2 separate regions of the Homo sapiens genome follow, and region 1 is linked to region 2. The links are chromatin contacts, found by Hi-C or POLR2A ChIA-PET in ENCODE. All regions are on one chromosome and are shown on one strand. Each heading gives the region's core, a stretch centred on a gene start or an enhancer-like site at or near the end of the contact. The rest is flanking DNA. Distances are from core to core; before and after follow the strand shown. Region 1 holds the start of ERVK3-1 (endogenous retrovirus group K3 member 1). Region 2 holds the start of ZNF418 (zinc finger protein 418).

Evidence for each region. A loop is a pair of places that touch in the nucleus more often than their neighbours do. ChIA-PET counts read pairs that join two places held with the same protein, here RNA polymerase II (POLR2A). Pooled maps may share reads with other maps.
Region 1: a loop to region 2 is called in a pooled map, with 3 times the contacts of the local background. The contact joins the promoter of ERVK3-1 here to the promoter of ZNF418 in region 2. A Hi-C loop is called at or near these places in 6 of 50 pooled maps. POLR2A ChIA-PET finds 5 or more read pairs at or near these places in 2 of 52 experiments (CD4-positive, alpha-beta T cell and H1).

What each region holds. Positions count from the first base shown.
Region 1 is chr19:58,299,249-58,306,626 of GRCh38, forward strand. It overlaps ERVK3-1 (endogenous retrovirus group K3 member 1), which reads left to right and starts at 6,129. Exons shown (of 4, transcript NM_001396080.1): 1 at 6,129-6,197; 2 at 6,840-6,968. It overlaps ZNF8-ERVK3-1 (ZNF8-ERVK3-1 readthrough (NMD candidate)), which reads left to right. Exons shown (of 7, transcript NR_144447.1): 5 at 6,840-6,968. It overlaps ZNF8 (zinc finger protein 8), which reads left to right. Exons shown (of 4, transcript NM_021089.3): 4 at 1-3,543. RefSeq lists enhancers at 5,851-6,120, 6,335-6,835.
Region 2 is chr19:57,930,294-57,937,890 of GRCh38, forward strand. ZNF418 (zinc finger protein 418) reads right to left here and starts at 5,109. Exons shown (of 6, transcript NM_133460.3): 1 at 4,868-5,109; 2 at 3,524-3,609; 3 at 135-261. The coding sequence starts at 3,529. RefSeq lists enhancers at 4,512-5,394, 4,987-5,076.

The DNA.
Region 1 (7,378 bases), core at 4,879-7,378, 370 kb after region 2:
ACTACAGGCGCCCGCCACCACGCCCGGCAAATTTTTTGCGTTTTTAGTAGAGACGGGGTTTCACCCTGTTAGCCAGGATGGTCTCAATCTCCTGACCTCGTGATCCACCTGCCTCGGCCTCCCAAAGTGCTGGGGTTACAGGAGTGAGCCACCGCGCCTGGCCCCAAAACAGCAATTTGAATAACCATGTTGGAATGGTTGAGCATTGGAACGCATTAGCATCAGAACTTCCCGTGTCAGGCCAGGCGCGGTGGCTCACGCCTGTAATCCCAGCACTTTCGGAGGCCGAGATGGGCAGATCACGAGGTCAGGAGATCGAGACCAGCCTGGCTAACACGGTGAAACCCTGTCTCTACTAAAAATACAAAAAATTAGCCTGGCGTGGTGGCGGGCGCCTGTAGTCCCAGCTACTCGGGAGGCTGAGGCGGGAGAATGGCGTGAACCTGGGAGGCAGAGCTTGCAGTGAGCTGAGATAGTGCCTCTGCACTCCAGCCTGGGTGACAGAGCTAGACTCCATCTCGAAAAAAATAAAAGAACTTCCCGTGTCCGTTTTTGCTTTTTGGATGCTGGGAGTGTCACAACTCAGCTATCCAATCAAGGCAGAGCTGGCCTCCAGGATGCCAGAGCCAGAGCTTTGTGGTTCATCTCTAGAGGTTCAACAGGACCCTGTGGATGGCCCAAGTTCGTTTCTCTGCACTTACCTCTTCGGGGTTGTCCTCAAAACGTTGCCGTGTCAGCTCTCACTTTTCACAGCAACTCTGGCCTCCTACCTTGGACTGCGCCACTTCTGTCTCCTTAGATAACCTCCATTCGCATAGCTAAATGCTGCACCCTCCGACACTGCCACAATAATAGTTCTGTGAGTTAGTACCATTTTATAGATAGGCAAAATTTGGCACAGGACAAAAGTTAGTGGTAACTAGAACAAAAGTAACCAGCCCAAGCTAGGAAGTGGTGGAGTTAGAATTTGATGTCAGCACCCAGCTGACCATGGCTTAAACAGATGAGGCTTTGTTCAAAGGCTGTCTTTTCAGTGGCTCAGCTGTGTCACAGTCGATGTTTTCTGCAATCTCTCAACCTTTCCATTGTGGTCATGAGGAGACTCCTATGGCTCCAGCCATTGCATCCACAGTGAAGACTGAAAGAAGGGGGAATGGGCAGGCCAACACTTACCGCTGATGGTGTTTAAAGGAAAAACATTCCCAGAAGCCTGCAGCACATGCCCCCCTTAGTCTCACTGGCCACAGATGGGTCAGGGGGCCACCCCTAATAACAACGGGGCTTAGAAACCTCGTATTTACCTTTCTAACCTCTGTGGTGGAGACAGGTGGGAGAGAAAAGTCCTGGGAAGTGGATGATGGAGGCAGCTAGCCGTAGCTGCTGCTTTTCTCTTCAAGCTCTTGGGAGAATTGCTTGTGCTCCCTATTCCCTTGGTGGATGATGGAGGCAGCTAGCCGTATCTGCTGCTTTTCTCCTTCAAGCTCTTGGGAGAATCGCTTGTGCTCCCTATTCCCTTGGTGGCAGCTCACACCTCAGACCTGCTGTCCGCCCCCACTGCTTCACAGAACCCACTGCAACCACTGTCCAAGGTACTACCTCTGGTGTCGTCTCTCTTCATCCCCAGGACTGTGAAGCCTGCTAACCTCTTTGCAGAGCTCCATCTCCTTGCATTGTGGGGTTCCTTCTAACTCTTCAGGGACTTCTCAACCTCCCGTCACCCTTCCTAAATGCTGGGGTCCTAGAGTCCACCTTGTGCTCCACGCCCTCCCCAGGTGTCATCTACATCCCTAGCTTTGTGCTGCTCACCACCAAATCAGTCTGGTGCTTCTGAGATTTGGGCTTCAGACCCAAACAACTGCTGTGTGCTACTGGGCAACTCCCCGAGGTGTGCCGAAAGCTCCCCAAACCCAGCCTACCCCAAACAAAACTCATTTTCCACCCAGACTAGTCTCTGCTTCCCTGATCCCTTTCCTGGAGGCTGTTTCCACTTGCCATCCCATCATGGAAGCCAGAAAACCAGTCTTCTTGACCTCTCCCCTTCCCCACTCCATGGAGTTAGAGGTCCTGTTGATTTTGCCATGTAAACATTTCGGATTTGCTTACTTCATCCCCACTGCCACCAACAGTGCAGGATGGCCCTAAGAGGAGAAGTAATGTGCTACCAAGTGGCCCAGCCAGAGTGTGAACCAAACAGTCTGGTACCAAAACCCTATTCTGGATCATTCCTCCTTTCTGCTCCACCAGCAGTTTGGGGCACAGGCTTGGGAATCCAGACAGGAAAGCTCCTCCCCTCTGAAGCAGTGGGACCAAAAATGACAGCATGGTTCTAGACAGCTCTGGAAGTCAGGCCTGTGATTGCCTCATTCCCTCCACCTTGGCCCCCAAAATGGCCAGTCCTGAAGGGGTCACAGTTGATACTTCTCTGAGGGGGCATGGGGTTGGCTGAGGTTATAGCAGCCCCACAGGGTGGTAAGCTGGGATGAAGCAATCAACTGGAACTCAACAAGCCTTGAGTTCTCAAAGGGGGTGTGGGAAGGTTCTTATACATCTTCTATGAAGGGCAGTTTATCAGTCACTAAATTACAAATACATAAACCCTTTGTCTCACCAAACCTGCTGGGAATGAATCCTACATATATATTTATATGTGTGCAGGCTACATGGTTTTCATTATGCTATTGATTTTAAAAGTAAAAATTTGGAAAGAACCTCCATGTCCACCATGGGGAACTGGCTAAGTCATTTATGGTGGAATGGTGATCATAAAAATTCATTAAAAATGAAGACTCTATATACAGCTTGAATATTCCTTATCGAAATGCTTGGGACCAGAAGTGTTTCAGATCTTTGCATATTTTCTGTTTCTCATTTCAGTTCACATTTTCTAAGCATGATATTCCTACTGATTTCCTTGTAGATATTTTGAAACAGATAAGAAACTCCTCCGTGGAAATTACTGTTAACTAGGGAAAAGACATGTTTTTTTCTGTTCATAAAAGTAATGCGAGTTCTTTGTAGCAAAACTTGGAAAATGCATAAAAGTAAAAAAAAAATGAAAACTTGTGTAAAATTCCTCATACTTTAGCCATCCATAGATGGTCCTTACCATTAGGATTTTACTAATTTTCCTTGCAGCTTTTTCTTAAAATATACACGTGTGTCTACACATACATAGTGTACACTAAATTTTACATACACACAGAGGAATATATATGTGTATAGTTATCTTGTGTTTAGAAATTTGGAATCCCTTCTAGTTGTCTTGTAACATGTGCTTACTCTATTTTGAGGATTTTCTCTATGAATTTCATGTAGCTCTTTAAATTAACTTTCAGGAGGATTGTAACAATGTGCTCTCCACCCAGTATTTTACCAGCCTTGAGTTTTCTCAAAGGGGGCATTGGAGGGGTTCTTATACATTTACAGTGGGAATGTGAATTGATACAACTTCTGTGGAGGGCAGTTTATCAGCCACTATCTAAATTACACATACATAAACCCTTTGTCTAAGCAAACTTGCTGGGAATAAATCCTACACATATATTTGTATGTGTGCAGACTGTTTGTACATGGTTTTCATTATGCTATTGATTTTAAAAGTCAGAATTTGGAAACAACCCTCCATGTCCACCATGGGGAACTGGCTAAGTCATTTATGGTGGAATGGAGATCATAGCCTTAAAAATGAAGACTCTTTATATACAGGTTGAGTATCCCTTATCCAAAATGCTCAGGACCAGAAGTGTTTCAGATTTCAGATTTTTGAATTAGGGATCCTCAAACTATACTAATGTGAGAAAGAGCTCTAAGATAGTTAAGTAGATAAAAGCAAGGTGTCAAACTGTAGAGTATGTTTCCATTTATGTAAAGAAGAAACAGGCTAGGCAAGGTGACTCACGCCTGTAATCCCAGCACTTTGGGAGGCCGAGGCGGGTGGATCACCTGAGGTCCGGAGTTCAAGACCAGCCTGACCAACACGGTGAAACCCCATCTCTACTAAAAATACAAAAGCTGGGTGTGGTGGTGCACACTTCTAATCCCAGCTACTCCGTAGGCTAAGGCAGGAGAATCGCTTGAACCCAGGAAGTGGAGGTTGCAGTGAGCCAATATTGTGCCATTGCACTCCAGCTTGGGCAACAAGAGCGAAACTCCATCTCAAAAATAAATAAATAAATAAGAAACATTTGTTTATATGTACACACATAATCTCTGAAAGGGTAAAAGTGGCATACTGGTTGGCCAGAAGAATTGGGAGGACAGTGATGAGGAATAATTTTCACTCTTTATCATTTTATATTTTTGGAATTTTGAAACATGTAAAATTATTACCAGTTCAAAAAATAAATTTAAACAAAAATCTTAACTGTTTCAAATTAAAGTAAGTTTGATAATTTCTTTCATTGTTTACTGTCTGCATCCCCCATACAGTGTTCACATGAGCAGAGAGTGTGTGTCTTGGTCATATTCATACTTGTTCTATATATACTCGTGTGTGTGTGTGTGTTCAGTTGACAGAAACAGTTGAGTGTAAAACAGCTTCAACTCGATGATACCAAAGATACAAGATAAAGGTCCCTGGAGGGTGGCTGTAGCGCACACATACATTTCCAAGTTACTTTGTTAAATTTCCTGTATCAATGAGCCCCAATTATGAGAGCCCCCTACATACAAGTTTTAGCCAATAGCCAAGTCCCCCATTTCCAGTGTTATCTTCATGTCCTCCAAGGTATTCAAGTTGTTTCTGCAATGGGTAACTGGGAAGAAATCAGCATCCAGTCTGAAAAGCAGTCTCCCATAGGTCTTTTGTAAGGAGATCCAACATGGACATCTTCCAGAATGCACTGTACAACATGGTAGCCACTAGTCATGTATAGCTATTTAGATGTAAATTTTTTTAATTAAAAAAATTTTTCATTTATAGCAACAGGGACTCACTGTGTTGCCCAGGTTGGTCTCGAATTCCTGGGCTTTAGTGGTTCTCCCACTGTGGCCTCCCAAAGTGCTGGGATTACAGGCGTGAGCCACCATGCCCGGCCCAGAGCTGATAGAATTTTTAAAGTCCCCCTGTGATGATCTGACTGTGGTAGGAGTAGGGAGGTGTAACCCGAGTCAGTATGCACATTGGGAGCCTCCTCCACTAGGTCATACAGGCCTTCTGCGTGTAGATGGAATTATCATGTCCCACACTGTACCCCGGCACCTCCCTCGATTAAGGTGATTTGCATCATGCAGGGCCTGCCTGTTATCAGAGAGTCTCCTGGACATACAGAAATAGGAATGTACAGGGACTGCATACACCTGTTGCTCAATTTCTAGCTAAATGGCTGGAGGTGGGGGATAAAGAAATGGCATTCATACGGTGTAATACTAGCCATGTTTCAGAAAGTTTTCAAAAAATGTTTAGTGGAGAAATGTGCAGGGTCAGTGGAAGAAAACCTGTAAAATTATATTATGATTGTTTTATACTCTATACGGACAAGCCTAAATTGGAGGGCATTTTGGAAAACTCGCTTGGATACATGAAAACTGCCAAGATCATTATAAAGAAACAACAGGATCCATTCTAGATTGAAAGCAACTTGAAATGAGACAGTAGAGTGTAATGCGTGTTTAGTTTGTGCTTGAATAAAAGACGAAAACTACGTAAGACATTGGGACAACTGGAGAAATTAGCATATGGGCTGGGGATTGGGTACAGGCTTCAATGTCGTTACTTGGGTGAGTTGAAGAATGTACGTGTTCTTAGGGGACATCTGCTTAAGGATATACAAGGTTCAGGGGGGAAAAATATCTCCAAACGATATACTTTTATATCTATGTGTGTACATGTGTGCGCGTAGAGAAAGAAAAAAGTACATACGCTGTATATTTCAAAGAACATATAAAACCATGGATGTCAATATACTTCCCTTCCGGTGCGCTGCCTGCGCAGAACCGAGAGGTTCTGACGATCCGCAGCTCCCACGCTCCCCTTCCGGCCCCGCAGCGCTGTGAACTCCATTTCCCAGAAGGCCTTGTATCCCGTGCATGGCCGTTTCCAGGCAGGAAGGCGAAGGGCCTTCTGGGAGGTGAGGTCCTGGGCGGCCGCTGGCCACCAGGCGGAAGTGCGTACCGGAAGTGCCGGCGGCAGTGTGTAAGACGCTCACGGGCGCGCGGACTATCGGGCGGCTAGGCTCTCTGAGGAGGCTGCCACAGTGGTGAGTGGTGTGTGGAGGAGAGGCGAGGGTGATTGTGAGGGATGGAGAGGCGCCCGTGGCCTAAGTGTGCTGATGGTGGGAGTGAATGAGTGGACGGGTGGGACCTGTGAGGGGAACGCGACCCCGGGTCGGCGCGGGCAGAGAGGCGCGCGGTGCGTGAGGGCGCGACCTGCCATGTCCTGCCGGGTGTCACCGCTTATGCGCCCGTGGGAGGGGAGCATTCTGTGTTGGAGGCAGAAGGAATGAGGGTCGTGACCAACTCATTATACCACTGGAGGCTCTATGAGCAAACCGCAAACTGTTCTCATGAAAGCAGGATGTTGGTAAACTGACAAACTGCGTCTGCCGCCAGAAGGAATGCTGGGGGCAGTCATGTCCCAGGTCCCCTGCTCCTTGAGGTTATCTACAGGAACATCTGGAACCTGCTGAACAAAGAAAGCAGTCATGTGGGCCTGTGTTAAATCAAATAGCTGACCGTCAGTTACCCTTTCCTCCCTATTCAGTCTACCTAACAAATATGAAGGGCTGTAAAAGCTCAGGGCCCTGTTCCCTAGAATCTAGGAGCCCCCTGACCCCTTCTTTCAAACAGATCCTTTTGTCTTTGTCTTCATTTCTGCCTTCGTTCTCCTTCGTTTGGTCCAGAAGCAACCGTGACAAGTGGTGCCCGACCAGGGACCTGAACGAGGAAGGTCTGCCAGAGCAGAGAAAGTGAAACTGATCAGACGAACTACGAACCCCTGGACGGGAGAGTCTGCCGGCGGAGAATATAAGGTCAGTTCCCTGAGAAGGTATCGGGAGCGGGAGGTTTCTGAATCAGGGTAACATGGGGCAGAATCTGTCTGTTGAGGAGCAACATTATGTGCAGCTGCTTAAAGTTTTACTTAAACAATCTGGTGCTCGGGTTAGTTCTCAAACATTAAGCTTCTGCAGGAGGTTATTACACATAACCCATGGTTTCTGCAGACAGGTACTCTTGCTGTGGAAAATTGAGACTGAGTAGGAGAAAGATTGAAACGAGCTCATCAGAAAGTTCTTAAAGTGGATCCTTCTATTTTCTCTGCTTGGGGTTTGGTCTGTACTGTCCTCCTGCCATTGTCCTCTTCTTATTCTGCCAGACAGCAGGTGCTATGTTCTGAATCTCAAAAATTGAAAGAATCTTTTGTCTCACCAGCAGCGCCCAT
Region 2 (7,597 bases), core at 3,859-6,358:
AAAACCTACCCAGAGAAGTGGAGAAGGAAGCTGTGCCCATGGTCCTGACATGATAAAAGACAGTCTTGCCAATGGGAGAAAAGGGGAAGGGCAGAGATCTATTCAGGAAATAGGGTAGGGTGTGAGGAACTTACCCAGGGAGGATATAAGTACCCAGTTCTCCAGCATCACGTCATGGTAAAGGCATCTCTGAACCTCACTAAGGAGACTCCACTCCTCCTGGGAAAAGTTCACAGCCACATCTTCAAATGCCACAGTGCCCTGCTATGATGGTGACAGATGAAACCACAAACAGCTCCTATGCTGAGGTACCACAATCCACCTCTCCCACACCCCCACCCCCTTGCCCATCCTCCTCCCAAGATCCTCAGCACAGAGGAGAAACTAGTCCACTGGTGCCTTTGTCTCTTCGTGGGCCCACTGGTCACTCAGTATAGCCATCAGCAATTAAGAAGTAGGGGAAAAATAGGGATCTATGCTGTGCTTGTTTTTTTGTTTTTCTGAGACAGAGTCTCGCTCTGTCACCCAGGCTGGAGTGCAGTGGCATGACCTCAGCTCACTGCAACCTCTGCCTCCTGGGTTCAAGCAATTCTCTGCCTCAGCCGCCCGAGTAGCTGGGATTACAGGCACCCACCACCACTTCTGGCTCATTTTTGTATTTTTAGTAGAGACAGGGTTTCACCATCTTGGCCAGGCTGGTCTTGAACTCCTGACCTCGTGATCCACCCGCCTCAGCCTCCCAAAGTGTTGGGATTATAGGCGTGAGCCACCGTGCCCGGCTATGCTGTACTCTTAACATAAAAGGGTCCACCCCCTCCTGACAGCTAATGCCTGTGGTATATCCGAGCTCACATAAAGCCCAGTGCAGTTGCCTGGGTCCATTAGACGTACTCCCTCTCTAAATACACATCCTTCTTTTTTTTCTGAGATGGAGTTTCGCTCTTGTTGCCCAGACAAGAGTGCGGTGGCGGGATCTCAGCTCACTGCAACCTCCACCTCCCAGGTTCAAGCAATTTTCCTGCCTCAGCCTCCCAAGTAACTGGGATTACAGGCACCCACCACCACACCTGGCTAATTTTTGTATTTTTAGTAGAAATGGGGTTTCACCATGTTGGCTAGGCTGGTCTCAAACTCCTGATCTCAGGTGATCCACCCACCTCGGCCTCCCATAGTGCTGGGATTATAGGCATAAGCCACCACGCCCGGCCTTACACATCATTCTTTAGATAGCACAGGCACATGTCACGGCCAGCCCAACATGACATCCCCCAACCATCAGCTTCTTTTGAGCCTTAACACAAATTACAGTTTTGGTTTCTTTTAGTCAGGTTCTCCTTTGGTCGCCTAAGCTGGAGGGGAGTAGTGTGATCATGGCTCATGGAAAGTTCAAACCCCTTAGCCCCAGGCCTCAGCCTTCTGTGGAGATGGGATCTTACGTATGTGCAACATCAACCACTTTCTTTTAAGAGATGGGGTGTTGCTAAGTTGCCCAGGCTGATCTCAAACTCCTGGCCTCAAGCAATCCTCCCACCTCAGCCTCCCAAAGTGCTGGGATTACAGCATGAGCCTTCAAGCCTGGCCAACAAAGTATTTTAATCCCCTTCTTTTCCTTCTACTGCTCTGAGTGGGATTCTCCCCTTAGGGTTATAGTGTTGGGGAAACAATTGACACCTGAGACTGTACATATGCCATCCACAGCAATTTCAAAATCAAATAACTCACAGCCTGGCAGAGAGGGCCACATGGGGGTTGCACTGTGGACAACAAATGGAAACCAGGGACAGTGTTATGCACACTTTGTAGGATGAAGAGGGTGTGATAGCCCCTGATTTCTCAGGAGGGTGCCACTGACTTGCTTAAATAATTCTGAGTAGAAATGGAATTGAAACCCAGTACAAAGTATAATAACCAGAAACTGTGCCTGATCCCTTAATGAAAAGGGTTGTTAGGCCAGGATACATTATCCAATAGAACAGAGTGGGAAGGGGATTTGTGCTCAGGCCATTTGAGGTCATACAGTATCACCACACACCAACGTTGCACATCACATTGGCCTTTCATTTTCGGCCTTATGCCACAATGTGGCTGACAGAATTCAGAGTATGCTTGGCAAATTCAAACAGGATCCAATATTACCACAGAATTCTCATGGCTCCCAATAGCAATGCAGTCCCAAGTCATTCTATGAAGGCCTTCTTGCATGGCTCCACATCCCCACAGAACCAGGTGGGGCTTTAGATATCCATGGCCCTATTCCACTTCTGTGTTGCACTTGGTGACCCCTCTACAATGACGACTTTCCTCTGTCCACCTAGAGTCATTTAAATCCCACTCCCTTGTTATGGAGAATGGTCTAAGAAAAGTGGAAAACAAAAGAAAAAAATAAATAAAATCCCAGCCCATCAGCTGTCCACCCCAGGCCCAATGTCTGTCACAGATAACCAAATTTACCCTGAGCATGTATCCACCAGGCCGAATGAAAACCCCCAAGCACCAACAAAGTTTTCTCAAAATCTTGGTGAGTCCACAGAGTGGTGAATAAGTACCAGCCTTGGCCCAAGTGTCATCTTCCTTCAATTATTTCTATGCTTCTGCTTACATCTCTTATCTATTCTACCCTTGGAAAGCCTATGCCCCCTGACAAACCATGTTGTCTGACATACCCTATCTTCATGAGCCCTTGCCTCCTTCTCCTGTGGCAATGTCAGCCAGGGACCCAAGCAAGAAATTCAGCCCTCAGCCTGCAACCACCCCTTCCTGGCCCCCACAAAAGATTTACCATGAAAATTTGAAGTGTGTCAATGTCATAATGGAGGCTAAACTATCTCAGACTCTTAACATGGTCAAAACAACATTCTTCACATCCCCAATGAATATTATACCTACTATGTGCTCATCTCAGTTGATGCAGCTTCCATCACTGCAGATGCTAAGACCAAAAACCTGGTGGTCATACCTGATTCCCCTTTCATGCCCTCACAGTCTATTAGAAAATCTAGTTACCGACCGGGCTTGGTGGCTCACGCCTGTAATCCCAGCACTTTGGGAGGCCGAGACGGGTAGATCACGAGGTCAGGAGATCAAGACCATCTGGCTAACACGGTGAAACCCCATCTCTACTAAAAATATTAAAAATTAGCCGGGCATGGCCGGGCTTGGTGGCTCATGCCTGTAATCCCAGCACTTTGGGAGGCCGAGGCCGATGGATCACGAGGTCAGGAGATTGAGACTATCCTGGCTAACACAGTGAAACCGTCTCTACTAAAAAATCCAAAAAATTAGCTGAGCATGGTGACGGGCGCCTGTAGTCCCAGCTACTCGGGAGGTTGAGGCAGGAGAATGGCGTGAACCCGGGAGGCAGAGCTTGCAATGAGCCAAGATCGTGCCACTGCACTCCAGCCTGGGCGATAGAGCGAGACTCCCGCTCAAAAAAAAAAGGAAAATCTAGTTGCCATTTTACAAACTGTGAATCTTGAATCCAGCCACAGCTCCTTACTCATTAATATGGTCCAGTAACCCTCACCTGCATTATGGCAGGAGTTTAAACTCTGATCCTCCTTCCTCCTCCCTCAAACACAGTGTGTTCTCTTCTTTGCAGCCAGATGATGCCTGCAGACAAATGGGACTGTGGTAACATCACCTCCTCGCCGCCCTCTTGCCTCCCCACCGAATTTTTACCTCTAAGCATTTCATGACCTGGTACCAACTCTGTAGTTAACCTTCAAAGTATGTTTACATGGGTTGACAGAAATGGGAATACCTCCATACATCCTGTGTCATGGACTTAGGATTCTGGGTTTAGGGTTTCTCCAGTGTTCTCAGATCAAAGGACTGAAAAAATGGCAAGTAAGAGTCCCAGGACATCACAAGCTAGAGAACATGTGAATGGGGAATAAGGCCAGTGAGGGAATGGAACACCCTCTAATTCCCTCTGTGGGTTCCTTTTTTTGAGCCAGAGTTTCGCTCTTGTTGCCCAGGCCGGAGTGCAATGGCTCACCGCAACCTCTGCCTCCCGAGTTCAAGCAATTCTCCTGCCTTAGCCTCTGAGTAGCTGGGATTACAGTCATGCGGCATCACCACGCCTGGCTAATTTTGTATTTTTGTTAGAGACGGGGTTTCTCCATGTTGGTCAGGCTGGTCTCGAACTCCCGACCTCAGGTGATCCGCCCGCCTCGGCCTCCCAAAGTGCTGGGATTACAGGTGGGAGCCACCTTGCCCGACCCCCTCAGTGGGTTCTTTACGTGCTTTTGTAGCCAGGAGTGTCTGAGGGGAAAGCAGACGTTACAAAGGGGATCTGATAAGCTCAGGTCTCCTTGAACCTTTTCTTATCGCTGGAGCCAGGTGACCTCAGACTGGTTGACCTGCGTGTCTCAGTGCAAAATGTCATCTCTACCACCTATGTGATCTATCAACAAAGGAGTCAACCTCCCAGAACCCTAAGGTCCTCATCTCCTCTACTATGTTCTTCCTTTGGCCTTTGGGAAACCTTAAAAGCCTGGACTTGGATCGCATCCCTCCTTTCTTCGAAACTCTCCATGGCTTCTAGCGTCTTCACAGCGAATACACAGCCCCCAGCCTGCTCTTCCAGGAGAAGCTTCGCCTCACACGTTGTTCCCTACAGGCGCCTGTGGACCCCAGGTTCCATCCTCCCGGGTCTGTCCTCCAGGCCATAGCCCGCGCCGGTCCCTGTGCCTGTCGCTCTCCCCACCGCATCCCACAGGTGTCAGAAACAAGGACCTCTCCCGCGAACGCCTCAGTGTCCCGACGCCGGGTCCGGGCTGCAGACCTGTGAACAGTCGCCGCTCTCTCGCTGCTTCAGGATTCGGGTTAGGATGAGGTGACCTGAGGGCAGGGAAGGCACAATTACCTGAGCCGGGAGCCTCAGCGCGGCCGCCGCCATCCCGAGTACGCGGGGAAAGCACTGCCGGGAGCGGCGGGCGCCGTTACGGGGCCTAAGATCTGCCTCTGTGCAGCAAGAAGGACTCTTCACCTTCTGGGTTCAGACACCGCGGTTCGGACCCATAGCTCCAGCGCCTCTCACCTCACAAACCGCAGAAACACACCCAACATTAACCAAAATGGTCGCTACCAGAGAACGCTGAGAATCCCGCCACTACGTTACGTGCGCACACAGAAACGCCTTTATTCTGAGCCCTTACTGGTTCTGTTGCGCTGTCATTCAATGTAGAGCTTTCTGGGTAATGTAGTTCCCCAGGTTCCAAGGTAGTAAAGCTGCCGCTTCCCAAAGGCGCTTCTGCAGGGAAGTCCCAGCCCTACCTCAGGGGGTTCATTAAAGCGCGTACCCTTTTAGGGCAGAGGATGGTCTCGCCCCTCCTTAGAGGCCATATTGAGATTCCTGGGGAATCCCTGTTTGTAACTGACCACCTAAGTGTTTGCAAAAATATTAATTCACATTTCTGTAAATTCAAGCTCCCAGGCGCTAAAAATACTGTGAAGGCCCCCAAAGGCTACAAATCCAAATTCGTGTATCACTTTATACAATCGTTTAGACACAGAATGCTTGCACTGGAAGCAGAGGCTGATAAACATTACTCTGTTATAATTCACATGAATGCACTCTTGTTACCGGATAGAATGTCTTGGCTGTGAGTTGTCCAGTTGTTGGCGCATTGAACAAAGAAGTGAACAAAACACACAAAAAAAGCAACGAAAGAACGGACCAATGAAAGCGCAGATTTATTGAGGGGAAAGTACACTCCACAGAAGTGGAATGTAGGTGTGGGAGCAGGCGACCAAGCGGCTCAAGAACCCCGATTACAATGTTTTTTAGGGTTTTATTAGGTTGGTGCAAAAGTAATTGCGGTTTTTGCCATGAATAAGCTAGAATTTTATAATACCCCAAGAGTTCTTTAAAGGCCTCCAATCCTATGAAGGACTGGTGCACAACCAATCAGAGGCTGAAGTGGAGACTTCTGTCTTGTTACCACAGGAGTGAGGACGTGGCCTGTGTGCTGCCTCATCTTGCCTAGAACTAGCTGCACCTGCTGTTCTTTTGCTTATGCCTTCATTCTTGGTTACCCTAATTCCCTATTCTCCTGCCTCACTCTGAGGCATTAGAGTTGGTTTTTCAGTCTGCCAGGGACAAAAGAGAACTAATCCAGATAGGACCATGCCAAGGAAGATAGAGGAGAGGCTAAAGAAAGAGTACAAAGGTCAATCAGTCGTTCCCATGGAAAAACAACTCTCCTGCTTATATAGTCAATTATTGTGTCCAATTCATTCAGCAAAACATTTATTCATGTAATATCCCTTACTTGGTATTCTAACTTATATTTTCAACTCATTTTAGGAACTTGAAGTCAGTCTCAGGTAAAGAACAATGAAAGAGAAATCTCAGCTTGGTATTGGTAATGGTGGTGATAATCTCCACCTGGAGACACTAGGCGTATGTTAAATTATCGAGCTTGTTATCTTTCCTGGGAAGTGATTATCATTTGTTTCTCTTGTGACAGCGGGGAGTGTTCTGCATGAGGAACTAATATGATACCAGAAAAACAGGTGAAATGCCAGTTACAGAAACTTATTACCAACGACTATCTAATAACTGCGATGACAGAAATAGGTCAATTGAAACATGAGTGGATGGTGAAAAAAATTTACACTTCACAGAAGTTTTTCTTTCTTTTTTTTTTTTTTTTTTTTTGAGACAAAGTCTCGTTCTGTCCCAGACTGGAGTGCAGTGGCGCCATCTTGGCTCACTGCAACCTCCACCTCCCGGGTTCAAGCGATTCTCCTGCCTCAGTCTCCCAAGTAGCTGGGATAACAGATGCCTGCCACCACGCCCAGCTAATTTTTGTATTTTTAGTAGAGACAAGGTTTCACCATGTTGGCCAGACTGGTCTCAAACTCTTGACCTCTGACCTGCCTGCCTCCTTCTCCCACAATGCTGACATTACAGGCATAAGTCACTGCTCCCAGCTGACTTTACAGGTGTTTGTTTGTTTGTTTGTTTGTTTTGAGAAGGAGTTTCACTCTTGTTGTCCAGGCTGGAGTACAATGGCACAGTTTCAGCTCACTGCAACCTCCTCCTCCTGGGTCAAGCAATTCATTCTCCTGCCTCAGCCTCCCAAGTAGCTGGGATTACAGGTGCCTGCCACCACACTCAGCTAATTTTTGTATTTTCAGTAGACACAAGGTTTCACCATTTTGGCCAGGCTGGCCGCAAACTCCTCACCTCAGGTGATCCACCCGAGGTGGCCTCCCAAAGTGCTGGGACTACAGGTGTGAGCCACCTCGCCCGGCCCAGAAGTTTTAACAGTGATGTCTACGAAGAGATGGAATTAAGGTCAGCATGTGATTAAAAATGTCCCCCTTGTTGGTTTTGTCATTGAGATTTTTTTTTCTTTATTAAAAACATTGAACAATACCAAGGTGGAGAAAAATTGTGCCTGTTCACCTACCTACTTGGGAGGCTTAGAGGGAGGATCACTTCTGCAAAGGAGTTTGAGGCCAGCCTGGGCAGCAGAGCAAGACTCTGTCTCCAAATAAATAATTTAATGAATAAGTAAAAACAGAAGGTGAAATCTGCAGTATAGTATTATCCTCATAGAATTGTGTCTCCCTTTCTTCATTATTC